2 separate regions of the Homo sapiens genome follow, and region 2 is linked to region 1. Evidence: read pairs that join two places in POLR2A ChIA-PET (ENCODE). Cell type or tissue: A673. All regions are shown on one strand. Each heading gives the region's core, and the rest is flanking DNA. Links, peaks and the distances in the headings are about the cores only. Region 1 holds the start of KCTD15 (potassium channel tetramerization domain containing 15). Region 2 overlaps CEBPG (CCAAT enhancer binding protein gamma).

Region 1 (5,365 bases), core at 66-5,065:
CGAGCAGAGAGAAGTGAGCAGAATGCCACGCTCATTTACACACAAAATGATTTTGTGTCCCATTGCGCTCGCAGTTGTTCGGCTCTCTGGGGGTGATTAAACTGGCTGAGCTGCGGCAGCTTGAGACGATTTCACTAAATCGCTTCTTCTGAAGTCGCTTCTTTGCTAAGCTGTTATTTTAACCATAAAAGGTAAACAGAAGGCGCCTCTCGAGCTCCCCTCGGCTCCGCACTCAGGGCGCTGGCCCGGGGCGAAAGTCCTGGGGGCCTGCACAATTGTCCCAGGGGTGGCCCCGGAGAGGCAGGCGGGCCACCTGGTGCGCGCCAGCCTCCCCACCCCCCCCCTCCCGCCTCCGCCGCGGAGCCAGCCGGCCGGTGTGAACTTAGGGGCGACGGGAGAGGGCTTGGGCCAAGGCTGGAGGCGCCGCGGGGCGGGGTGGCCGCGGCACCCGAAGCGCGGGGCTGGGCTGGGAGGGGTTGCCGCGGAGGCGGGGCGGGGACAAAGTTAAATCAAGAGGCAGACACTTGGAGACCACAGATGGGAAGCTCGCCTAATTAAGGACGTAAAAGCGCTTTTGTTCTCAAAGTTTATTGTTGCCGGGATTAAAAAAAAATTAATTGAAACTAATGCTGTTATTCACTCGTGCAGTTAAATTCCTTCATGCACATTTGAGATACGGAGCGAAAACTTGAAGCTTATCTTTCTGCAGTCGCGGGTGGGGGCCGCCGGAAGACAGAAAGGCGCTGCAGAGGCGGGGGTCCGCCCCCGGGTGTGTTTGCGAGTGTGTGCCGGGTGCGCGCGTCCAGGTCAGGGGGTGCGGGCGGGCAGCGGGGAACCGGATCTGCAGGCGGCGATCCCTCCCATCGCGGCCCCTCTCCCAGCCCCAAACCCTGCGCGCCCGGGACCACCACCAGCGCGACAGCCCCTCCTGCCAGGTTTCGGACTCGTGGGGTGGGCGTCAGAGGACGCACATCTGTCCCACTGGAGACTTTCTCTGATTTTGGGCGCCAAGCCGGGACTTGTGCATCCCGAAGCCCCAGTTGCGTGAGCCCGTTTCTGACCCCGGAAACTCGCCAGCTCTGCAGGGCGCTCGGCCCAGAACAGGGGCCAGAGTGCGGGGACCTCCACAAGCGCGCGCGCGCGCGCGCGCACACACACACACACACACACACACACACACACACACCGCGCGGCAGGAAGCTCCGAGACCGCCCGCGTGGGGAGGGTCCACCCGCGGCCAGGACCAGCCCACGTGGGCAACCCCACTCTTGCACCAGGCCTTTGTGCTGGGCACCCCCGCGCCGCCAGCCCCCGCCGCCCAGCAGAGGGACAAAGCGGCCGCCCCCGCCCAGGTCCAGACCCTGGCCGGGCGACTTTCTCGGTATCGCAGCCACTTCGGGGCAGGGTTGCGCGGCTCTGAGCGGTGGCCGCCCGCGCTGAGCTTACCTCGGAGCCGGCAGATCGGGCTCGGGCGCAGCCCCCGCCCCACGCAGCTGCCGGTCTCGGGCGCCGGGCGCAGCTTCGCCGCCTATGCTCGCTGCGCGGGTCGCTCCGGTCTCGTCCTGGAGTTACTTTCTCTCTCGCCCCCAACCCTCCCCCCACCCACCCCTCCCGCCCCGGCCCCCGCTTCACGCGGCCCCTCGCGGCGCGGCGCGCCGGGGCCTCCCCTCCCCACCCTCCCCTCGCCTCCTCCCCTCTTCGCGGCCGCCGCCTCCGCCGCCGCCGCCTCCTCCTCGCGCCGCTCTCCGGCTGCCCTCCCGCCGCTCCCACCTCCTCTCCTCCCTCCTCTCTCTCCGGCGGCCTCCCTCGATTGCTGGAGAGAAAACCAGCCCCCCACTCCAGCCCCTAGCCAGCGCCTCGCCGCGGCCCAGCCCGGACGTAAAGGGCAGCGATCCGGCCCCAAATTACCCAGCGCGAACGGGCGCGCGCGGCGACTCCTGGCTCGGGGCTCGGCTGCGCCGCGGGGCAGAGGATTAGAGTCGCAATTAGCTCCGCGCGCCCGCGCCTGGCGACAAAAACGCGCCGTTTCCCCTCCTTTCGCCGGGCGATCCCCACCCGCCTCTCCCGAAGCCCGCGCCTTCCCGCCGGGGCCGCGGCCAGGACCCTCCCGGGAGCGGTGCGCCCAGGCCCCAGCGCCCTCCGCGGCCCAGCCCCCCGCCCCCCGCCGGCCGGCCACGCGGCGCCCGGGCCTCCTCCGGGCTCGGGGAGGGGGCGGGGGAGAGGCTGATTTTAATCATTGTCATTTCATCTGATGTAATATTTCCCCGGGCGCTTTCAGCTGGGCATAAATTTTCGGCTCCCAAATAAGTAACACAGGGCACGTTTCTCACATTTCTTGACTCCTCGGTTACAAAGAGGAGAGCAGCCGCCGCCGCGGCGCCCGGGGCTGGGGGCGGGACTTGGGAAGAAACTGGGCTGCCAGTCGGTCGGGGCTGGAGCGGAGCCGGGGGCCAGGCCGCCCCTCCCCCGCTCCCTGGCCGCCCTCCCAGGGTCTCTGCCCCGCTGCCCCTCTCCCGTGACGTCTGCGGACACGCGGTCGGCCGCCGCGGGGGAGGGACGCGCTGGGGCACCGGGCCGACCGCTCGCGGCTAGACGCGCCATTTCCTTTACGCGCGCGGCGCGATGGAGACGGCGGCAGCCAAGACTCCCCGCGGCCGAGGTCCGCGCCCCGGACGCCCCTCCCCAGTCTCCGCTTCGGCCGCCCCTTCCTCCTTTTCTCCCACTCCCACTCCTCCTCCCCTTCCTCTTCCTCCTGTTTCCTTTGCGCCCCGCCCGTGCCTCCTCCTCCTCCTCGGCGACCATTTCCCGGCTCCTAGGAAACGGAGCGCGCGACTGGCCGGCACTGCGCCCCCGCCTGGCTCCAGGGACGCCCGGGCCGGAGACCGGCTGGGACCGCGGGGCGGGTGCGCACGGGCCGGAACGGCGCCTGGGTCCCGACCGCCGGCTCCGGCCGGGCCTGGACGCCCCCTAGCGGCCGCACTCCCGGGGTGGGGGGCGCTCGGGGTCGGCCTGGAGCTGGGGTGAGGGGGACTCGGGGTGCCAGTGGGAGGAAGGTGAAGTGGGGGGGGCTTTCTCCCTCTACTAGAGGACCTCGCGCGCGTGGAGAGAGCGTCCAGACAGCGCTTCCGTAACTTCTTTACGCGGGAATCAGCCGAAACTTTCCTCCTAAGGGAAGGTTTTATTTATTTATTTATTTTCGAGTTCGAACTACAGGAAAAAGGGGGAAATTTTCTCATTAAAGTTACATCCCTGCAGTTAGTTCAATTATTTGATATATGCAGAAGATGTTGTAAATTTATAGATTTAAATAGCTTACAAAGATGCCGCAGGCCCCATCAGTTAATTTCCTTAATTTATGGATTTTGAGCTGCTCCTGGAACAGAAAGAAGCCCTGGAAGTAGGTCAGGGATCTGTGCAGGGGTTGGGAGGGGCTCCCGCGAGGCCCAAGGGCTGCCCACTCTGCTCCCTACGCCCCGGTACCTCCGGGCTTCCAGCTCCCAGCTTCGGCTCAGCAGCGCGCTCTCTGCGCGTTCGGCACGCTGGCCAGGCCCGGCCCGGCCCGAGAGGTCAGCCCAGCTTTGTGGCCGACTGTCCCAAGCACGACATAGGAACAGCAAAGCCCTCCATCAATGCACATCCCACTCAGCATTGAGGGACCAGACACAAATAGAAAGTGAAGCAAGTATTCAAATACTTTGATCTCCTGTATCCACCCTTAAATGCTGGCTAGAATCACAATCGGACGAGGTTGTGTGTGTGGGTGCCCCCAACTTCATGGACAGAAACGTCCTCCCCCGCCCCAGGCCTTTGTGGAGGGTGGAATGAGGGAAGGTGGAGCAGGCTTGTGTTGGAGGATGAGGGACTCACTGAAAATCCGCTTGTCATGGCTCCTGTGGCCCCCAGCGCCCCTCACACCTCTTTTGTCCCTCATCCTAGGTGGCTGCGGTAACGCCTTTGTTTCGTGTTCAATCTGGGTGAATATATACATATAAATTAATACTTGAAAGATTGGTATAAGCGAAACTGTTTTAGGAAGCCACATGGCAATGTGATTAGTATGGGTATTCATGATTTAACATTTATTTTCCCACTAGATGAAGTTTCTAAGATTTGCAAGGTACATGTCAAGGACGGGTGTATAAATGGATTTTTATTTATTCACAACTCCAAGACTAATTGCTTCTCTTTGCCTCAAGGCCATGAGATTGGTTTTAATATGACACTTCAAAAGTATTCATGGAACTACAGAGCTACTAAGTGTCATTGTTTAAGAGACAAATCTCACCATGGTACTGGTGACCCTGAAAATAGGATATTCTACTTTATTTTAAATTCCTACGTGTTTTTTTAAGAGTTTCACTTTATACCAATTATAATAAAAATGTACAATTTAGTGGAAACAAGAACTGGACGACTTTTATTTCCTTAGTACGGCTGGGGACTTTGTTTCTGTATTCCTGAATCCTTTTATTTAAGAGCTGAACTTTATACGTGTCATTAAGAACAGTAAGTTTGGGTCATAATTTATTCTCAAGTGTTTTAAAAGTTCCTAGCTAAATGTCAGCCATCTCTTCCACTGGGAGACTTGGATATGGACAGTGATAGGTATTTAATGATCTGTGGTATATAATGCAATGGTGATGCATTTTTTAATTGAAAGATGTAGAATTTGGACTGAGAACATATTGAAACATCTCGTGGAGTACATCCTGTTTCATTACTGTGGTTCAAGAGATGACATCGGACGTGAGTCCAATCAGAACTTGCTCTATCATTAAGAGTTGACTGGCACTTAAGTCATTACAGTTCATAGTTTAAAAAGCAGATTCAAACCTGTGCTCTCACACAGCGGGGCATTTGCAGGATGTAAAACCCATGGCAAGACCTCAGGTTTCCAGATGTTTCAAGGTGGCTTCCAATGTGATGTTGTTCTTTGTTGCTATTGCTGTTTGCAGGCTATGTTTAAAAATTAGGATCTTAATAAGGAAGGGAAAATGAACCCAAAATGAGATCACAGACTCTGCTGAACCCAACCTTCTCAGCAAGGCTATAATCAGACAAGCAGATGAACAGACTGAGAGACCTGCCTGCTGCTGTCTCCGGGAGGGAGGACTGGGGTTTTAGCACCGGGTTGTCTCTTCCCCCACCCCCAGGCTTCCTGGGGTGCTGGTCAGTCCTTCTTAGATCTGTGCTCACCTCAGGCTCCAGAGATGGCTCCTGTACAGGCTAGGAATAAGCCAGCCTGGACCAGAGCTCACGGTCACACCCACCTGGCCTCCGCCTCTACCCTGGGAATCCCCCCAATCTTCCCTCCTAGTTAGGACCCCAGAGAATCTGGAGACTAAAGGGAGTGACGAAACATGGG
Region 2 (5,314 bases), core at 315-5,314, 410 kb after region 1:
ATCCCATGGTGGGGTGGGCCTGGAATGGGCCCGGCCCTCTAGCCTGGCACATGAGGCTGCTCTATGATAATGTGTGTCTGTCGGCTTGACCCAGGTCCGCATCGAGGAGGACGTCGTGGTGACTGACAGCGGCATAGAGCTGCTGACCTGCGTGCCCCGCACTGTGGAAGAGATTGAAGCATGCATGGCAGGCTGTGACAAGGCCTTTACCCCCTTCTCTGGCCCCAAGTAGAGCCAGCCAGAAATCCCAGCGCACCTGGGGGCCTGGCCTTGCAACCTCTTTTCGTGATGGGCAGCCTGCTGGTCAGCACTCCAGTAGCGAGAGACGGCACCCAGAATCAGATCCCAGCTTCGGCATTTGATCAGACCAAACAGTGCTGTTTCCCGGGGAGGAAACACTTTTTTAATTACCCTTTTGCAGGCTCCCACCTTTAATCTGTTTTATACCTTGCTTATTAAATGAGCGACTTAAAATGATTGAAAATAATGCTGTTCTTTAGTAGCAACTAAAATGTGTCTTGCTGTCATTTATATTCCTTTTCCCAGGAAAGAAGCATTTCTGATACTTTCTGTCAAAAATCAATATGCAGAATGGCATTTGCAATAAAAGGTTTCCTAAAATGGTCCTTTGTGCGTGGCTTCCCCTTTATTCCTTTGCAGATGAGCATTTGGGACCCCGTGCACCCTGAAAAGATGGCTCACCTGGTGTCAGTATCAAGTCAGTTCCAGGAAGATGGTGCTGGCAGCACAGGCCCTCTAACGGCTGCTTCTGCCTCAGACTGGCCTGGCGGGACAAGGGCAGAGTCCTCCCCGAGGAGCCTGCTTTGAGCCCCTGGGACTCGGGGCTCTGGTGTCACCCTGTCACTTGCTGCAAGGTTTCCCAAGCCTAACAGGCATCAGAACCACTGGGGCATTTGGTAAGAGATTCCTGGGACCCCCACAGACCATCTGACCCAACGTCTAGGGGCAATGGCCCAGGAATTGTGTATTTCACAAGCGCCCGCCAGATGCTCCTGACAGACAAGTGTGAGAAGTACTCCTAGGCAAGGTGGTTTTAGCTTGTCAGTACCAGCGCAGCCCGAGGTTTGAGGTGGGGCAAGCAACGCTGCAGGAAGATCCTAGGCACTCAGGTCAGACTGGCCAAGTCACCCCGCGCCATGCCTTTGCGCAAGTTAAAGGGCGGACTGATTTAACACAAGTCTTTCTGATACGGTCACTGCCTCCAAACTAGATTTCTGAAGGTGGTAGAATCATGTAGCGCTTGAGCTGCAGATATTTAAAACCTGAGACTTGCAGGGATCTCTTGTCCTTGATTTCTTTTTCATGTGGGACACACTAGCCAAAGCCAGCATCTGTCGGAGACACTGCCAACGAAGGCAGCGCCACAGCCAATTTGCAGAGACCGCTTGTCCTCCCTAAGTGTAGTCCTTGAACAAATTCTACCAGGCAGGAAGCCAGCCAGGGCCCAGCCATGCCTGGTGAAGTATCTGTCCTTGCCTCTGCTTGTCCAGTTCTCCCAGGGTCCCGCAGAACAGCCCACCCCTGGAGCTGGTTTCTAGAATTCTGTACACCATTCCAGGTTTGCCTTCTCACAGAGCTCCCATCCAAGAGTTCCCAAGCCAAGGTGAAAGATGACAAGTGAGAAGGATGCCACAGATGAAACCATGAGGATGAGGGGGTGGAAAACTGTAGCTTAAGAGACGTTTTCAGAAGTCACCAAAGGCCAGCACAGTGGCTCACGCCTGTAATTCCAGCACTTTGATCACTTGAGGTCAGGAGTTTGAGACCTGCCTGGCCAACATGGCAAAACTTCATCTCTATTAAAAATGCCAAAATTAGCTGGGCGTAGTGGCACACACCTGTAATCCGAGCTACTCCGGAGGCTGAGGCAGGAGAATCTCTTGAACCCAGGAGGCAGAGGTTGCGGTGAGCCAAGATCATGCTACTGCACTCCACCCTGGGCAACAAAGCAAGACTGCCTTTTTAAAAAAAAAAAAGTCACCAAAGAGTTTAATACAAACTGATTTCTTCCTATGGTAATAACACAGAAGTGCTTATAAAGTGGTCACATTAAAATAAAAGCCAATTTCAGTTCCAAATCACCATTTATCTTATCTGCTTCTTAGATTTATAACATCCATTCTTTAAGGTTTTCTGCTGGTACAGATACATTCCCTAAGCTATCCATCTGTGACATTGAGCAGTAGCAATTATGTCTTTTTAGCCAGGCGCAGTGGCTCATGCCTTGGGAGGCCAAGGCTGAAGGATCGTCTGAGGCTGGGAGTTCAAGACCAGCCTGGGCCAACATAGGGAGATCCCGTCTCTTAAAAAAAGTAAAAATAAAAAACTAGCTGGGCGTGGTGGCACACGCCTATAGTCCCACCTACCCTGGAGGCTAAGGTGGGAGAATCGCTTGAGCCCAGTTCAAGGCTGCAGTGAACTATGATCGCACCACTGCGCTCCAGCCTGGGCAACAGAGCAAGACCCTGTCTCTTAAAAAAAAAAAAAAAAAAAAAAAAAAAGTATCTTCTGAGTGTAAGGAAAGTTGAAGAGTTCACCAAGCACTTCTCCACCCCTGTTCCCCTGTGACAGACACAGTCTGGTGTACAGGGCTTTAATTTCCACCACTTTCAGGATAAAACCACTCAAAGTCAGGATGAAGCTCAAAATGGACAGTTTAGTTCTGTTAATTGAGAAACAGAGCTGAGTGCACCATACATCTTTCTCCTTCCTTTCAGACATTCCATACCAAAGCTGCCCGTTCCACATAAACATCTCTGATTATCAAGAAGTGAACAAAAAGGAGCAAGGAGAAATCTCTTATTTCTATCTAAACACTTTTCAGAGGGTCACTAGGAACAGAGAGGTCACGTTTTTCCTGAGCCAGTAGGTCAAAGGGTGCTCTTTAAAAAAAAAATTTTTTTTTTAATAAATAGAGACAGGAGTTTGCTATGTTGGCCAAGTTGGTCTTGGAACTCCCGGCCTCAAGCAATCCTCCTGCCTTGGCCTCCCAAAGTGCTAGGATTACAGGCGTGAGTCTCCACCTGTCTCAAAGGGCATTCTTTGGAAGCACAGGTCTAGAGGGCCCCAGTAGCTACCTCCGCTACCCCCATGTTTGTACCTAACTCTGTCTCTTCTAACCTCTGCAGAAATTCATGTAGCTTCAGAAATCCATTAGAGACCCCGCCAGAAAGCTGTATAGTGTGCTACAACCCTTCTGAAACTCAGTGTCTAGGTATTCATTCAATACATAATTGAGCATCTACTCTGCCAGTGCAGGATACAAACATGACCCCTCCTTCCAGAGCCTCTAGTCTGCTGCGAGGCCTTCACCTCAAACCAGCATGAACAAATATATTGTCTCAAACACTGCAAAGTGCCATGAAGCAAGCAACAGGATAGGCTTAGCGTAGACAGCCAGGGGGCTGAGACAGAGAGGGAACTTGTTAGTGAAAAGCCAGAGGAGATGCTTCATTCCAGACAGAAGGAGCTGTCCCAGGAAGGGCAGAAAAGAGCTTGGAAAAGCCCTAGAGCCGAAGTAGAGTGACACAGGAGGATGGAGGGAAATTAAGTTGATGAGGGGAAACGCCACGACACAAGGAGACTGAGTCTCACCCCGGGTGCAATGGGGAGCAACAGATGGTTCTGGAGAGCAGGCAGTGACGCTGCCATCCAGGAACACCAACGAGGAGCCAGTCACCAAGTCCAGGCAAGCGAAGAGGATGGCTCTGCATGGGGGTCGGGGTGGGTGAAGCAGACAGGTACCGGAGCTCCATTTAGAAGGTGGAAGTGAAAGGTGGCGATGTGGAAGCGCATCTGGTTTTAACAGCTTCTTTACAGGGAGGGACAAGAGGTGGCGTTTGGGCTGCAAAAAGTGTAACGCGTGACTGTTTCACTGACAATCCTATTCCTTTTCCAAGTCCAATTCTATAACCCCCATTTCTCTAGATGCCTCTATACAGCTTTCAGGCCTAGAGCTCTGTGAGGAGTGGGATACTGCAGTAAAAGAATACCTAGGCAATGGTGTTCTCTGAATGTATGTAAAACTGTAAAACGCTTATGAACTCTCTGGCTAGGCACAGGCAGTGGATGAGCTGGTCTAAAAGTGCTTTTGTCAGAAAAAGACCGGCCCCCCTCACAAAGATGTCATCACTCGGTAAAATTCCCCAAGACACGTTATTGGATTCTAAATCACAACTAATTCAAAAAAGTGAAACGGGCCACACTTCCCATAGAAATAATTCCTGACCTCCACTTTTCATTAAGATGCAGCAAGCAGAGATTTATTTCCCAAGACATGAAAATAATTGAGGCATCAGAGAAGAAAAGCATTTAAATGGCATTCCCTTGAAATATTCAATTCACATCAGCTCCCTGGACTCAACAGTTTATGAAATCAGCAAATTCATCTCTACAGACACTCTATGACGTAAATGAGGACAGTGTCCACATGTACTACAAAACTCCAGATGGGGAAAGGCCTTACTTTAAATTCTTGACTATCTATCTCGAAACATAAGAATTTCTTCCCTCTCTAAATGGAAACCATGTTCTGAGACACTAGGTGATTAAGCGGGAACCCATTTATTCAGTTATTCCTTTCCCTATTCTGGTATAATTTTTAGTTTAGACCAAGTGACTAAAAATATAACTAAAGATGTATCCCATGTTCAGAGAAAACTATTTTCCTATCCACTAAGGGCAAACGGGGAGATCTAGACTTGGACACAAATACCTCTGCCTGTCTCCCCACTTTCCCCACCCCTACCCCCAGCCGTCCAGTGTGGGAACAGGAAAGACAGCAAGGCACCTGCCTGGGCTTCCCAGCTGTTTAACATCTGGACTGCTTTTTGGTATCTAATATAAAGAAAGCCACGATGAAAGACAAGTCATTGTTCCAAAGTTGTTTTTTATTTTATATTTGTTGAAAGAAATAAAATTATATTTAAAAAAAATAGAGAAATCTCACAAACTGATGAAAGCCAGGAACAAAAAGAACAAGTTAGTACTTTTTCCTGAGAGGCAGATCTAACAGCTGCAGAATGGACTTCTTCCTTCCCAGCTTTTGTGAAACAAAACAATTCTCCTAAGGCATCAGAAAGCACTGAGTGCAAAATGGGTTGTTCAGGTACAAGGTCTCAAGCCCTCTAATGGGGACTGGGAAACGTGAAAAGCTGCTACAATTTCCTCTCCTTTAATACCAAATGTTAAACTGTCTATACTTCTACTTTTTATGTAAATTTGAGAATTTCACACTCATGACCTGCATTTCGGACCTGGTCGTGTTTGATTAAAATCTTACTACTTAGTGATC

What was found. ChIA-PET counts read pairs that join two places held together with the same protein. Peaks named below come from ENCODE experiments on the same cell type or tissue, not always from the same donor. Only the 100,000 strongest peaks of a DNase experiment are listed, where the experiment ranks them.
Region 2: POLR2A ChIA-PET joins it to region 1 with 14 read pairs; 2 of 35 experiments call an interaction of 5 or more read pairs at or near these places.

The regions. Positions count from the first base shown.
Region 1 is chr19:33,793,069-33,798,433 of GRCh38, reverse strand. It overlaps KCTD15 (potassium channel tetramerization domain containing 15), which reads right to left and starts at 1,564. Exons shown (of 7, transcript NM_001129994.2): 1 at 1,447-1,564. RefSeq lists a silencer at 2,866-2,985 and an enhancer at 3,631-4,140. In A673, for the core only: CTCF peaks have their summits at 2,808 and 3,012 (motif pointing left); DNase peaks (open chromatin) are centred at 1,963, 2,333 and 2,913; H3K4me3 peaks cover 3,024 bases; H3K27ac peaks cover 2,074 bases; H3K27me3 peaks cover 1,211 bases.
Region 2 is chr19:33,382,262-33,387,575 of GRCh38, reverse strand. It overlaps CEBPG (CCAAT enhancer binding protein gamma), which reads right to left. Exons shown (of 2, transcript NM_001806.4): 2 at 4,890-5,314. PEPD (peptidase D) reads left to right here. Exons shown (of 15, transcript NM_000285.4): 15 at 95-626. The coding sequence ends at 232. Among named protein-coding and RNA genes, the nearest start is that of CEBPG, 11 kb to the right of the region's middle. In A673, for the core only: no CTCF peak of the experiment used is centred there; no DNase peak of the experiment used is centred there.